2 separate regions of the Mus musculus genome follow, and region 1 is linked to region 2. A link is a loop called in an ENCODE intact Hi-C map of the cell type or tissue named here. Cell type or tissue: heart. All regions are shown on one strand.

Region 1 (2,500 bases), 160 kb before region 2:
TTGCCTGCTGCCTGTAGATCAGGATGAAAGCTGATACTCCTGTGCCATGTCTGTCTGCCTCCTGCCATGCTGATTATGGGCTAACCTAAAACTAAAAGCAAGCCCCCAATGAGATGACTTCTTTCATAGGAGTTGCCTTAACCATGGTGTGTCTTCACAGCAGTAGAAGAGTCACTGGGACAGTGCAGCAGTAAACAAAGGCCTTAGGAGTCCCTGAAGCTAGACAGGTTCAGGAAAATCTGGAGTTCAAGTTCTCAAGATAGTCTCATTGTAGTCTTAAGGTCCACCTCATCTTCATTAGGGCTCTGAGTCTAGTCTTAGAGATTTATTGGGATTACAGATTAAAACTCTGCAATTATCTAATAAAAAAAGAAAAAGTAAATATAGATTTATAATTAAAAAAACAACTCTGCAATTTGGATAATCTCATGGACAAAGTCTAGGCTTGATTTTCAATCCAAATCTTCTTTTAATGATGGGACTAAAGAGGAATTTAAGGTCACCGTGCTTCGTCGCCATCCTAGTTCACCACAAGGGAGACTCTTACAGGAATGTGCTACAAGAGCGTGCTGGGGGAGAACTGTCCCCTGAATTAACACTTATGCACCAGCAACTTGCTGCTGGACAGACTAGGCACAAACGTGTAATCAATGTTTTCGTTGGCCACGAGTGTGACAGCATACAAGCTTAGCTCAGGAGGTCCCCGCCACATGTGCTGACCAGAACTGCTGTCTTCATAAAGCTCATCTCTGGGAGAATCTGCTTCCAAGTTCATTCTCACGCCACTGACAGGTCTCTAGGTCAACTCCAGCCTCACAGGGTCTCTCCTCAGGGATGCTACCCAAGATGATGCATCACAGAACAGGGTCACCACTCACTCCACACGCAAACTGGTTCTTCTACTTGGCAGAACCCACTGTATGCACTGAGGGTCAACTATTCCCTCTGAGTTTTTCCTCGTCTCATAGGCCGGAAGATTTTCCCCTCTGTTTTGCTCCCTGCTTATCTCTCTCTTTAATAATGCTTTTATACTGAATTTTAATTACTTGCCTATCTTAGATGTTGGGCTGTCCCAGTCTCACAGGACATAGACTAAAAAATTGTTAGTGTTGTGATTAGTTAACTGACTATCAGAACTCACGGAAAAAAACAGAGAAAAGCTAGTGGGCTGCTTTAGGGTCATGTAAGCCATCCTGGTGGTGGGTCATCTGGCCTTAGAAGGAAGCTGGAGAGGAATATTGGGAGCAGTAAATGTGTTTTGAAGTCATACTGTCGGTTAATGACAAATGCTGCCACCAGGGGGAATGCTAACACTAACTTGCAACATTTAATAGAAAATTGAGACTCTGAAGGTGAAAATATTAAACCATCACACCCTTGGAGGAACCTCACCAAGATGGGAAGTCAGAGTTTTTCAGAAAGGTGTCACTAAGACTCGATTCTTCTTTCTGTGACTTCCCCCTCTTATTAAGGCTTTGAATGGAGGGACTTAGAGTTAATTGAATTGTCAGCCAAGGGGCCTCCAACAAACCCCAGGTTGTATGCCAAAAGATACAATGTTGCTTTCTGCAAACTGACAGACCGGGTTGTTGTGGATGATACCCACGCAGCTCACTGGAGACCATCAAGCTGGTGCCTAAATCGAGCCCTCACTCCTGCATTCTCATGTCTTTGGTGCAAGAAAGGACTTGGCAGGCTACTGAAAGAGAAATGTGTACACCAACCCAGTCACAAACCCTTTGAGCTACAGTCTGCCTCCCTGCAGAATATGCTAGGGCATTGGTGGCATAGAACTGTGAGAGTAACCAACCAATGTCTGATTTGACCTAAGGCCCAGTCTGTGAGAGGGAACTCATTCCAGATGTAGGTAACCAAGAGCCAGAGGTGAAATAGCTCAGAAACTTAGGGCAAAACCAAACACGATAGGAAAAAAAAAAAAAAAAAAAAAAAAAAAAGAAAAAAGAAAAGAAAAGAAAGAAAAAAGGGAAGAAACAAACAAGAAAATAATCCCAAATGAGGCTTTCTTCAACAGCAGATCAGAACAGATGCAGAGACGCAGAGACCTACAACCAGACATATGAGAGAGAGAGAGAGAAAGAGAGAGAGAGAGAGAGAGAGAGAGAGAGAAGGAGAGAGAGAGAGAGAGAGAGACAGAGACAGAGACAGAGACAGAGACAGAGACAGAGACAGAGAAAGAATATTAAATCCTTCAGCTCAGAGCTCAAGGAAGCCCAAGCCCATGAAAGAGAAGGCAGAAAGGTGGTTTCTGTCCAAAGGAAAGATAGAGACAAAAATGAAACCCTGACACTATTGCAGATGCCAAGAAGCACTTGCTGAAAGGAGCCTGATATAGCTGTCTCCTGAGAGGCCCTGCCAGAGCCTGACAAATACAGAGGTGGATGCTTGCAGCCAACCATTGGACTGAACACAGGGACCCCAATGAAAGGGGGTAGGGGTAGGACGAAAGGAACTGAAGGGGATTGCAATCCCATAGGAAGAA
Region 2 (2,500 bases):
ACATGACCTCAAGTTCATGTGGGGTTCTATCACAATGAAAGAAGAAGAGGTTGCGGTGACTCTCTCATAACTGACAGTCTGCAGAAGTGATACCTGAAAACACAACCTCACTGCTCATCATAGAAAGGAGACCTTTCAGGTTTCATGGAGTACATCTGGCTTTTGACTGGTCAACGGTCTGAATAGCAATTCTCTCCCAGCTGGCCTCTACCCCTGGCAGGTGGCTCTGGCACTTGCCAGAGGTTGATAATTCTCTTCCCTTCCCTTTGCCCTTCGGACCTTGTATCCCTTTATCACAGGACCCCAGAACCTTTATCATCCCGTTTGTGTGACTGACCTTGACTCCACATAGAAAAAAAAAACTCATTAAACTGTTTTCAGTTTGTCCTGGCAGCCCTGCTGGGTACCTGACTCAGAGTTCCTTCCGGTTTTCGGGGTGCTAATCCTTAGCTCTGGCTGCAGACAGTTATCTCGTGAAAACTCAGGTTTCTGGCCTGTCCTCTTAGGACTTCACTGGGTGGTGCTGGTGAAGGTGGGGGTGGGCAGTGAGAACATAAACTGAGAAGCACCCACAAAGCAGAAGCCAGGCATTGCTGAACTAAAAGCCCTGCTTTCTGCCTGGATTTTTTTTTTTTTTTTTTTTTTTTAGAACCTAGGGGTGAATGGTGTACTGGACTGATTAGGCCACTGATGTGGGGTAGGGGTGGAGTTGAACTGAAAGAGGGGTGTGGAATCACAGCGGAGGGGTAAACACTTCCCCCCATTAATCCCTCAGTCCATGAAATTGTCTGTAAACTCGACAGTGGTTTATGGGCCGAACAGACCATTTGGGGAGCGGTTTACAGGCAATACATGAACAAAATGAGAGGCTGTGTGTTTTATAGGGTGCTCCATCGGTCCAGTATTTCTGGGTGTGGTGTTTCTGTTGAGCACAAAATTTCCCCCAGGATTCTTTTTCCTGAACTCTACTGGGAAAGAAAAACAAGGCTCAGTTGAAAGTTTATCCCAATGTGTGTGTGTGTGTGTGTGTGTGTGTGTGTGTGTGTGTGTGTGTGTGTGTGTGAGAGAGAGAGAGAGAGAGAGAGAGAGAGAGAGAGAGAGAGAGAGAGAGAGAGAGAGAGAATTTTCTGCCTTTCTTCCTAGATTAACTAACTGGCCAATTTGCACACACACACACACACACACACACACACACACACACACACACACACACACACACAGAGAGAGAGAGAGAGCTCTATACTGCCACCTTCTGGTTTTTTAGAAATTCTGGAGAAGAAACTAGTCTTTCATGTTCACATGTACTTCAGACCTGATAGATGTCACTTCTTGTTCCAGCAGCTGGTGACAGGTGACTAGTCCTGTGAAGGAACAGCAGGGACATAAAAGTAAAGTAAGCCGTGGTACACATGATGGCCGAATCACATCCGGGTACTGGAGAGCCCATGACTGGGGTCAGAATAGATATCCTTAAAAGGACTAAGCTGACCCCTAAAGGAGGAGCAGAAATTATTGGTGGCAGGGAGGGTAGCATGAACGGAGATCACAGGAGGACTTACAGAGGGAATCCAACGAAAGAGAAGATGTCCCTGTGGGGTTAGTGCCACAGCCGCAAGCATTTTTCTTTAACACGTGCTAAGCAGACAACGTTGGTGCAGAGGCAGAGAGAAGTTATTCAGCTGGTGCAAGGGGCTCCAGTTCTGTTAAGAAACCCAGAGGGAAAAAATGGAGTCTCTGAACACCTTCTAATCAAAGGAGCAATGTGTTTGGGGTTGCCTTTCAGTTGCTTAGCTTAGGGAAGATTGTAGAAATACATCTTAGGGACAAGACAAGAGGCAGACCATGGGGTTTCCCCAAGTTCTCACCGTACCTTAAGTTGGTTGAAGATAACAGGATAGCAGAATTTACACTGAGTGATTGGCAGTTTTCAAAAGGATAGTGAAAATTAGCTACACAAACTGTAAGTCATACGCAATGGCTCTGGATGGTTTTGACTTTTGTTTTTGGTGAATACTAAGTTAACTTATTTTTTAAAGCTCAAGAAATCTAAGAATACCATAATAGGGATTGGGAAAGTAGCTGAGTTAGTGGACTGCTGGCCTAGTGTGCACAAAATCCTGGATTTTATTCCCAGTATAGCATGAATCAGAAGTTAGAGGCCATCCTTGACAACATAGTGAGTTCCAGGTGAGCCCAGATTATTCACTGACCCTGTGTCACTAAATAATCGTTTAGTTATTAATTCAGTGTTAGTCTCGTACAGAGAGTGAAGGAGTGAGCTCGCCAAGCACAACCAGCAGGGATGAAAGGCTAACTCAGTGAACAACAGAAAGACAGACGGACTTCTGAACAGACACACCGACCAGCAGAAACCACTGGGGAAAGCAACAGTCAGCCAGTGCGACTGACTTAGAGTCCCAAACAGCTATCTTCTTCTGGGTGAGACTTCAAACTAGTTCTTCCTGCCACAGGAAGTTCACATATTTTAAAAGAGTTTATT

Evidence for each region. Peaks named below come from ENCODE experiments on the same cell type or tissue, not always from the same donor. Only the 100,000 strongest peaks of a DNase experiment are listed, where the experiment ranks them.
Region 1: it touches region 2 in a loop (4-fold over the local background); 20 of 42 quality-filtered maps call a loop at or near these places.

What each region holds. Positions count from the first base shown.
Region 1 is chr3:138,404,292-138,406,791 of GRCm38, reverse strand. No RefSeq gene overlaps it. Among named protein-coding and RNA genes, the nearest start is that of Adh4, 10 kb to the left of the region's middle. In heart, a CTCF peak has its summit at 1,293 (motif pointing right); no DNase peak of the experiment used is centred here.
Region 2 is chr3:138,239,428-138,241,927 of GRCm38, reverse strand. 0610031O16Rik (RIKEN cDNA 0610031O16 gene) reads left to right here and starts at 2,265. Exons shown (of 3, transcript NR_045760.1): 1 at 2,265-2,439. In heart, a CTCF peak has its summit at 1,301; a DNase peak (open chromatin) is centred at 377.